Linked DNA regions of Homo sapiens: region 2 is linked to region 1. Evidence: chromatin contacts called from ENCODE Hi-C data. All regions are on one chromosome and are shown on one strand. The core of a region is the stretch at or near the end of the contact, and the rest is flanking DNA. Distances in the headings are between cores, read along the strand shown.

What was found. Hi-C counts contacts between places; a loop is a spot of excess contacts on that map. Pooled maps may share reads with other maps.
Region 2: a pooled map shows a loop between it and region 1 (2.3-fold over the local background). The contact joins the promoter of KDSR here to the enhancer-like site in region 1. A Hi-C loop is called at or near these places in 2 of 50 pooled maps.

Annotation. Positions count from the first base shown.
Region 1 is chr18:62,279,356-62,284,606 of GRCh38, forward strand. RELCH (RAB11 binding and LisH domain, coiled-coil and HEAT repeat containing) reads left to right here. Exons shown (of 29, transcript NM_001346231.2): 23 at 419-501; 24 at 1,291-1,354; 25 at 2,951-3,089. Among named protein-coding and RNA genes, the nearest start is that of TNFRSF11A, 43 kb to the right of the region's middle. Within about 2 kb of position 2,521, at least 4 of the 41 ENCODE cell types and tissues checked have a DNase peak (open chromatin) inside an H3K27ac peak, as active enhancers do.
Region 2 is chr18:63,364,792-63,370,042 of GRCh38, forward strand. KDSR (3-ketodihydrosphingosine reductase) reads right to left here and starts at 2,415. Exons shown (of 10, transcript NM_002035.4): 1 at 2,220-2,415. The coding sequence starts at 2,327. KDSR-DT (KDSR divergent transcript) reads left to right here and starts at 2,533. Exons shown (of 2, transcript NR_186602.1): 1 at 2,533-3,068. It overlaps LOC124904317 (a long non-coding RNA gene), which reads right to left and starts at 2,209. Exons shown (of 2, transcript XR_007066400.1): 1 at 1,459-2,209; 2 at 1-338. RefSeq lists enhancers at 1,505-1,799, 1,839-2,786 and silencers at 1,648-1,697, 2,048-2,107, 2,178-2,627, 2,738-2,787.

The sequences.
Region 1 (5,251 bases), core at 1,271-3,770:
GTTTAAAAACAGCCCAGTTTGTACCCTGTTGGTCATGATAAAAGCATACCACCCTTACTTTGAGAATTTTAACCATAGAGCACAATATGTGTCAAACAAGCTAAAAAAGTATTCTTTTCAGTTGCATTTTGATGGACATTGAAATTGCTTAGACTCTTTGACCAAAAGTACAAACTGCTGTTAAACTGGTGACAAAATCTGTTTTCATGGACGCTAGGCTACTTAAGCTTTATTTTCCTCCTAAGCATTCTCTGCCTTTGTAAAGCACTCTAGCAGCAGTATTTGCTTAGCTTCTAATTTTGGTTTTGCTTTTGTGTTTTCTCTCTTTCTCTTGGTTGTTCCTTCCTTCTTCCCGTGGCGCACTGTGTTTGCTCTTTCCGTGCATCACCTGTGAATACCCCCTGTGCTGACCAATCAGCTGTTGGTGAAGGGGGTGAATGAAACTCTGGTAGCTCAGAGGGTTGTTCCTGCTCTCATTACTCTCTCCAGTGACCCTGAAATGTAAGTGTCATCCCTGCCTTTTATATTCGGCATCCCTTTCAAAATGTGCCTGTCAAGAAATAACCATCAGCTCTTAAATTTATTGAAGAATCTCTTTAAATTAATAATACTGGATTATGCTTATTTGATTTTAAACTTTATCACATTATTCTTTATATATCATGGTTCTTTTTAAATCAACCCTCACCATAAGTGTAATTTGGAGGCCACGTATTGAAAAAATATATTAGTAACATTAGTGCTCAATAAATACTTCCAGAACCTAAAATATGCTGATGGACTGTTTCTTTCAAGCCAAGAAGGGATGCTCTCCTAATCTCACTAACAGGTTGTTACCAGTAAGTGTAGTAGCATGAACCAATGGCCTAACATTTTAATGTCTCGTGTGGATGACTAAACCAAGAAAGGCCAATGAGTCTGCCTGCCCATCCTCAGTCACAGCTAACCCAGTTCTTATTCCAGTTTACCAAACCATTTTTTATTGCATGTTGACTGGTTTACAGCTGACTCTTCGAGGCATGAGTGAAGCGTTAGTTGACAAGCGGGTTGCTCCGGCCCTTGTTACCTTGTCCAGTGATCCTGAATTGTGAGTTTCACAGACTGCGACCTTAAGTTATCCTGTCTGTCTTTTTGAGCATTCTTCTTGGTCTGCTTTTTTTAAATTTATTTAATTTGTCATTGCTAGAGACTAATACAGTATATTTACCTTGTACTTACTTTAATATACATTTTAATAATACTCGTTGTTCATCTCAAATCTTCAGTTTCTTTCTGTTTTAATTCTAACAGCTCTGTCAGGATTGCCACAATTCCAGCCTTTGGCACTATTATGGAAACAGTAATTCAAAGAGAGGTAGGAATAATTGAAATTTATTTATGTCTGTGTAATATTGATGTGGTCATGATACATGTATCTGGTGGTAGGCTGCAGGGAGCATCTTACCTTTTATTTTGTGCCCTAGTTAGTTACAGGCCAGAGGAGGATCTCACTGTGAAAACATGGTAGCCTAACCAAGGTATATTTCCATATCCTAAGGAAATCTCTAGTCTTTCCTCTCAGTCAGAACATTAAGTATAGGCCAAGCTTTCAGGGATGTCCAAGGGAGAGAATATAGTCATGGGTTCTTAGTTTCTCTTTCTGATTGGGCCAGTAAAGCCCCTTCCTCTTCCCTCTTTTCTACTTATCACTAGAGACAGAAACTAAAAACCCCGGCTTCAGGCTGCTAAAAGCCTTAAACAAAACAAAACAGAACAACAACAAAATAAGGTGTATTGGACAAGCTTGCTAGATGTTCTATTGTAAGCTGAGCTGGATGTTGCAGTTTTGAATAATCCTTCAAATCAGGTCTAGTTCCAAAGCCTTCTATTACCCGGTAGGCTTCTGGCCAATCTACATAAATTCTTGATTGCCAGTGTTGCACAGATTTGAGGACTGTTTTCCCAGATAACATCATTAGGAACACAAATGTATCTCAGTTATAAATGAAGGCAAGAGGGCACTTGTATTCTGATAACTGTGTCATTGGTATGAAGCTGTAAAAGTGATTTAGTAGACTGGTATCCTCTTGTTGCAGAGTAGATCTCTGGGCAGACCCTCTGTCATGCCTGTTTCAGGAGACCACCAAGGTCTTCCTTCTTAAAGGTGTATTTTAATTCTGAAACTAATTTCAAGTTTTTTAGATTCTATTTGCAACACTAACTATAAGACACTTCTCAAAATTGATATCAGATTTTTATTTCTTTGTTATTATATTGGATATGTCCTTATACAAATGAAAAAACCCTGTAGATTAGCACATATATTATTTGTGGACATATTACCCAAAAGAAAAAAGTTTTAATAAAACTCCTTTGTCATATAGATTTTTCATGACAAAAACTAAAGTTTTGTTAGTTACAGAAAGAATATTTTCCATTTTTTCACTTATATATTTCACTGGTGAAGCCACAGAGGAAAAGCACATCATTCTGCAAAGCTTGCAGTCTTGGCAGAATTTCAACATGTTCTCAAAACCTAAAATAAAAATGTCTTTTAGGGAAATGTGAGTAAGATGTAAGTCATTAATGACTCATTGCTTTCAGAAGGTGAATAATTGGGTAACTTACAGTGTGATTTGTTTTAAGAATTATAATTTAGATACAAAATAATCATAAAGTTACCTACTTTTCCCTAAATACGGTGGGATTTTTTTTCTTTTGTTGTTATAATTTGTTCAGGAATATTTGTATTTTTTAATTAAGAATTTGTAAGCATAAGCAAAAGTAGGAAACCTTCTCTGAGCCAAAAGATTAAATAACTATTTATTTAATTCCAAATTTCTACTGTCATTGGACTATAGGTTGCTTTAATCCACTGCTTTAAGTCATGTTTAATGTGTGTCTTTCACTTTAACAACACTACTCAGTTTTCAATATTCTATGAAATGACTGTACAATATCCAATTTTAAGTTGCTGGAAAGAGTGAAAATGCAGTTGGCTTCTTTCCTGGAAGATCCTCAGTATCAAGACCAACATTCTTTGCATACAGAGATCATAAAAACATTTGGTAGAGTTGGCCCTAACGCAGAACCCAGGTTCCGAGATGAGTGTAAGTTGCATTTTTCTACCTTTTTCCTGAATTGTAATGTAAGATCAAAGCTAGACACTCCTCTGAGGCCTTGTCATGTATTAAAATTTTGGTGCATTTGTCATGTGTTAAAGCCTTGTGTACTGAAAGCCTTGTGTACTCTTGTGTACTGAAAGCTAAACATGAAACAAGTTAGTTATTGTGAATTAATCAGTATTGATATTAGTGGATGGTTTTGTATTATTTTGTTTTGAGACAGAGTCTCGCTCTGTCACCCAAGCTGGAGTGCAATGGCATGATCTCAGCTCACTGCAACCTCTGCCTCCTGGGTACAAGTGATTCTCCTGCCTCAGCCTCCCAAGTAGTTGGGATTACAGGTGCCCACCACCATGCCCGGCTAATTTTTGTATTTTTCGTAGAGACGGGGTTTTGCCATGTTGGCCAGGCTGGTCTCCAGCTCCTGATCTCAGGTGATCTGCCTGCCTCAGCCTCCCAAAGTGTTGGGATTACAGGCGTGAACCACCGCACCCGCCCTAGTGGATGGTCTTATACTGTATAAGTATACAGATGGTCTTATACTGTATACTGATTGCTGTAAGACATATGAAGAGTAACTCAAACTTAATTTCAAGTTATTTTAGAAATATTTCTTAATAACTGCTAATTGCTAAATACTGTGCTGCCTTAGAGTTTATTTTTTATTTTTAAGGAAATTTTTGTGTGTTTCTAGACATGTTCTTATGAAAAACAGACATTTCTTCCACTTAGCATGCCATTCAGCACGATACATAACTTTGTTTTAATTCATAGCTTGTTGATCTGCTACATGATCTTCCACAATTGTCTGCCTTTTTTCTCTAGATTTTACAGAGTCTCTTTTACTGTGGGCCTCAACATTTATGGCCACAATTTCTTTGGATAGCATCAAAGCATTAAGAACTTATGACTCCAAAAGCATATCAGTTATCATAGCTCTTTTATTTTTAGCAATTTGACATGCTCTAGAGAGGGCCACAAGTTGGGTCACTTAAATCAGTTTAGTTTCTAGTACATTATTTTATTCTCCGGCAGACTGTTACATATCCAGGCTGGCATATGACTCTTTAAGATAAGAGTCATCAACAAAAAATACTAAGTCAGGATTTGGACTGCAGTGTCCAAAAAATCGATTGAAGGCATGCACACTGATCAAACTATAGAAACACAGTCATGACATTTTTTTTCACTAGGTAAGTGTCTTTATAATTAGCCAACTAACAGAAGAAAGTTGATATTTTAGTTAGCACTAGGGATAGTTCCACATGTTGCAGTGTCAAATTTACAGGTGATTCTAGGTAGGAACTCTGAAGGTGCTTTGACTTTTCGAGGCTGTAGTTGCTCTGAGGCAAGGAGACCAACTCTTGGCTGCTGGATTAAAGGATAGGCTCAACAGGCAATGGGTCTTTGGTGTGTGCCATGTTGTCAAGTTAAATGGGTATTTGATATGTTGTCATGTTAAACGGGTCTTTGGTGTGTGCAGTGTTGTTGCATTAAATGGGTCCTTGCTGTGTGCCGTGTCATATAGTTAAAACTTTTCTAGAGCATGATTTGACCTTTCTATGTATATTCAAAAGAAAGACTCATGATAATCTGGGAAGAATCCATCTGGATTCTTATAGGATCTGCTCCAATTATTTTGTTGATTCTTCGGAATCTTTTTTCAGTAATTCTGGGACTATAGTTATTTTTCAAATTAAACATAGTGTCAATATCTTAATTTCTCTTTCTAGAATTTTCAAGAATATCTAAAAATAACCCTTCCATTTTATTTGACAGTTTTATTGTAGAATAGATACCTACCTATCAAATTTGTAGGAGTTGTTCAAGAGGAAAAAATGAATTTTCTTCTCATAATGGCCCCCAAATAACAATTAAAGGTTGTTTTGGGAACAGATTGAGGTGAGAAATTCCCACTGCTTGAATAGTTCTAGTAAACCATTATCCTTAAAGCCTCCTGCAACTTACTGTGTACCCACAAGTATGTCTTATACAGTCTTCTTTCACATTTTGGTACAACCAGATTTTTTTAAGATAAAAATTAGCCTTTTTTTCCACCTTTGTACTTACTTCCCAGTCAAGTGGCTTCTCTTTTGCTTTAGAACTTACCCTGAGGAATTTAGTACTCTATATTAATAAGATAAATA
Region 2 (5,251 bases), core at 1,165-3,664, 1.1 Mb after region 1:
TATTGTCTCCTGTTTTTAAAAAATTATATTGTAATGTCTTATTTGTCAAAAAACGAAAAGGTTTCACAATACTTCATCAAATAGCTGCATCAAAACTTCAACGTTTCCCTATAACCAGACATTTAGATTTTTCCTAATATTCACTGTTATACATAAATCATGCTGGGAGGAAGATCTCTGACTCCATGTTAGGATTTTAACATCATTGGGAAGTGTCTCCTACGCAAATGCACCTACCTCTATGGGACTCATAGGCATCCCTTACTTCTTTTTAGCTTCAACCTGCCACCACTGAAGAGATTTATTTGGTCGGTAATCAGCCAGTTATCAGCAGATTACTGTAAAAATATAGCTGTTGTTGGCCGGGCGCGATGGCTCGCGCCTGTAATCCCAGCACTTTCGGAGGCTGAGGTGGGTGATTTTCTGCTTTTTTCCTGCAATTTTACTACCGTAACTAGATAGAAAACACTAGTATATAAAATTGTTTTAAAAATGAAACAATTGTTATAAGTTTGTTCTTAATTATGTATGGGCAGACAGTTTAACCATCAGCTCCCTCTCCCAACAATACCACAGTCAACTCCTAACAAATCTCAAGAACAATTACACTTTTCACTCTTCTTATGACATTAAAAAAGAAGACAGATGGTGACACCATGTGAACTATTCATGTCATTCTCACATTACTTAGAGTGTGAAATAATAATCCTGCGTATTAAAGCGGGATGGTAAAAATAAATTCTTCTTGGTCCACCTGAACAGACACAGCATTTATTATCTCACCTATGACCTGCCGCGGGATGGGGCTGGAAGGACTGGAGTCAAGGCTCAGTGAAACTGTCTTACAAATAAGGAATTCCAATTTTCATTCTGCGTTTAGCTTTAGTTTTTGCAAAGTTATGCTCTATAAACTCAAGCTCTGAAAGGATCCAAGGTTTAAAGCCACGCTTTTGAGGCAGCAGTTCTCTTGCGGATGTAAAACTTTCAGAATTTAGAGTGTCAAGTTTTGCCTTTCTCTTATTTATTTTTTGTAATGAATCCACACTCTTTCCCCATTAGGAACAGGAGGTGTTGGAAAAAGCTAATAGCTTTACAAAGGAGAAATTAAACAGATACATTTTCTCATTCACAAACCCTTGTACAGATTTAAAGCATACTAAGAAAAACGACCATCTTATTTTATACCAGCTCAGCGGGGAGGCTCGGATCTCCGGTGCAGAGATAGGACAGGAAGAGGTGTGCGGCCAATTTTGTAACCAACCCTCCTTACTCCTAACTCCTCGCCTCACTGTGCCTCGGGTTTGGGAGATCCAAACGAGAATGCTCGTGAGAAAGCCACTGCAAACGGGAAAGTGCTGGGCGCAGGCAAGGAGGCATTCTCTCTGTTTAAGAAAGGTGCCACATTTGCAGAACAGGGATCGCTGAATATGCGAGCTTCCGCCAAGAAATAAATCACACCTATCCACCTCTCCTTCATTCCTCGCACACAAGCCTTGTCGTTTAGCTCATCCTTCCCACTAGAAAACAGCAAAGGATTGCATTGGAGCAGCAATCAGCAGATGCCACGCTGAGCTCAGAGACAAGCAGTGTAGACGGGACAGGCGTCCCAATACCGCTAAGCCACCACCGCCAGCCCGCTGGGTTCTGAGCAGTTTCCCCAGGTGAGTCACTTCCTGGAATCCTCTGGCAGCGGCTCTTCCCGTCACTCGCACAGGCCATCTTCCAGTTCCGAGCTGCCTCGGCGGGTCCCGGCGGCTGGGACCCCACTTCCCCGCTGTCTGCCCCCGCCCGGGGCCGCGCGCCGCACCCTGCACACCACCGACCGCTGTGTCCTTGGCAAAGTTTCTCAGCCTCTCTGTGCCTCAGTTGACTCATCGGAAAAACTGAGGACAAAACATCCACATCCCAGGGATGTTGCATGGATTCACGAGCAGCCACAGAACCCCTGGGGCCCCGGGAACCCTGCGGCCGGCGGGGTCCCCCGTCGCACGCTCTCCGGCCCTAGGAGGAGCCCGAGGCTGCGGAGGGCGGGTCCGCGAGGCCGGGTGCCGGGGCCGGGGGAAAAGCGCCGGGGTGGACGGCGGCAGGTGACCTTCCCCATTTGGCCATGCCTTCCTGGGGACCGCGGCCTGGAAAAAGGGACGTAGGCTACGCGGCCTCGGCGGCGGAAAGGCCGCGCGGGCCGGTAAGTCGGGGGGCAGCAACAGGAGGCCACTCACCACCACATGCGCCCCGGGCAGGGCGAGGGGCTTGGGGCTGATGAGCGGAGACACCATGTACAGCAGCAGCACGAAGGCCACGAGGAAGGCGGCAGCCAGCAGCAGCATCGCTCCGCGGGGCCAGGGGCCCGGAGCGGCCGGGCGGGGGCCGCCGGGCAAGGCGCGCAGGGCTGGGCTGCGGCGAGGCGAGAATCACGCGCGGCGGGCGGGCGCCTGGAGTGTTTGGGTTTGCGGGCCGGGGCGGGCCGCGGCGGAGGGGAAGAGGAGGAGCCGGCGCGCGCGCCACCCAGGCGGGGCGGTGCTTCCAGGGGGCGAGTAGGCCGCCACCGCCACCGCCACCGCCACCACTGCCAGAATCGCCTCTCGGGGGTCGCCGGGTGTCTCCCACTCCCCCGGCCTCGGGACGGGGCCCGCAGTCCGCAGCCTCTCCCGTGGAAACCGGGCCTCCCGTCCCTGTGCGTCGCGAGCGGGCTCCGGACAGCGCCAGATGCGAGCGCGCCGGGAAGGGCTGCGAAGACTCGCTCTTCGGGAGCTCGAATGGCTTCTTAGGACCCCGCAGGGCGGGTTTCCAGGCCTGCCACGGCCTCCAGTGTGGGCGTGACGAGCGCTCCTCCCTGGAGTTCAGCCCTCGGCTTGGGACTGCCCGCTGGGTTGCTCGGAGGCCCCGGAGCATCGGAAAGGGCGGCTGGAGGCTCCCGGAGCGGGCTCAGCCTGGGAGCCCAGCGACTACGCTCTGAAATCCCGGGCTCCATTCCATATTTTTTGGCGTTTTTAGAAGATGGTCACGGCCCACTTTCGCTTTTCAGAGGACCGGAAAGCCTTAACAGGGAGTTTTGAGGAATCACTAAGGTAATTCAATTTCATTGAGTTCAGAGTTCATCTTTACCAAGCAGGTTCAAAACAAATAAATAACGCAAACAACTCAGCTTTATTAAGGTCTCATTCACGTACTATACCATACAATTCCCGATTTAACGTGCGTAATAGGCCGGGCGAGGTAGCTCGCGCCTGTAATCCCCGACCTTTGGGAGGCTGAGGCGGGCGGATCTCTTCAGGTCTGGAGTTCGAGACCAGCCTGGCCATGATGGTGAAACCCCCGTCTCTACTAAAAATACAAAAAATCACCCGGGCATGGTGGCGTATGCTTGTAATCCCAGCTACCCTGGAGGCTGAGGCAGGAGAATCGCTTGAACCCGGGAGGCAGAGATTGCGGTGAGATCGCGCCACTGCACTCCAGCCTGGGTGACAGATCAAGACTCCGTCTCAAAAATAAATAAATAAATAAAGCTTATAATAAATTGTCTTTAATATAGTCACAGTTGTAGACCCATCACTACCATAAATTTTAGAACATTTTTGTCACAACCCCCCAAAATCCTATACTCATTGGCAGTCACGACCCATTTCCTCCCAAGCCCCGCCCAAGCCTAAGCAATCCCTCATGTTTCTGTCTCTATAATCTTGCCTATTCGGGATATTTCACATAAATGGAATCATATAATATGTAGCCTTTTTCATCCTATCTTTCACTTACTGTAATGTTTTCAAGGTTCATCCATGATATGAAGTACTACATGTTAATACTTCATTTATTTTTATTGCCAAATAATATCCCATTGTATGACTATACGACATTTTAATTTTCCATTCATCAATTGAGGAATATTTAGGTTGTTTCCACTTTTTGACTATTAGAATTATGCTAACTGTAAATATTCATTTACCGGTTTTTGTGTGGGCATTATGTTTCATTTCTCTTGGGTACATGCCTAGTAGGGGAGTTGCTACATCTTACGGCAACTCTATGTTTAACTATTTGAGGAATTGCCAGAAGTTTTCCAAAGTGAGTACAACATTTTGTGTTCCCACCAGCAGTGTATGTGGGTTCCAATTTCTCTACATCTTCACTAACAGTTGTTATCATCCGTCTTTCTGATTATAGCTTTTTTAGTTGGTGTGAAGTCTCATTGTGATTTTAATTTGCATAGAGGCACATATTTTTGTTTGCTTACTTGCTTTTCATTTTTGTTGTTGTTTCTAGAAATACTAGGGAGCGAAGGAGAAAAAAAAGTTTTTCTTTTCCTTTTTTTCTTGACTTACAGCAGTTAGCCAAACTGCAAAATTTGAAGGCATAATGTCCAAGACTTCTGATATCAATGCAAGTTTAGAGGTTCCTGAACCACCCTCAGGTTTGATCATTCACTGGAAGGACTCACAGAACTCACTGAAAGCCATTATGCTCATAGTTATGGTTTATTATGGGGAAAGAATACAGATCAAAGTCAGCTAAGGAAAGAAATGCCTAAGGCAGAGTCTGGAGGGCTCCAAATGCAAAGCTCCTGTTGTCATCTCCCACGGAGTCAGGCTGTGTTACCTTCCCAGCATTGGTATGTGACAGTATGCTTGGAGTATTGTCAACCAGGGACACTTGTCTGAGCTTCTGTGTCCAGAGTTTTTACTGGGACTCCAGCACATAGGCTTGATCAATTGTCCACTTGGTTGGACTGAGACTCCAACTAGACTGATAGTGCATGACAAAAGCCCCCTAATTCACATACTTGGTCTCTCTGGAATGGCCAGTCTCCACCCTAAAATCCAGTTTGCCCAGTCCCCATCTAAACAGAGGTACTCCTATCAGGTATGACGTAGATAACCTCCCATAAGCCAAGGGCAAAAGTCAAACCTTCTCTTTGGGCAAGACTGAATCCTTTACAACACGGCTGCCACCTGGCCTTTGGCCAAAGCTCTCTTACAGTAAAATGAACATATATCTGACATTTGGAGGAGCCAGTGTAGAGTAGGAGGCTTTTAACTCAATTTCTCAATACATTGGCCATCAGTGTGAACATTAAAACCTCACTTACAATCCCAGAGTTACACTGTATTATGATATGGTAGTAAACATAATTTGAAAAATTAGAGTCAAAAGATAGTGGCAGATAGATATAAGACTTCCACTCTGCCATCAACAACTGGTCCAGTTCATCATCATATTGTATGACCAAAATGTCTCCCAGAGAAATGCCACTCAG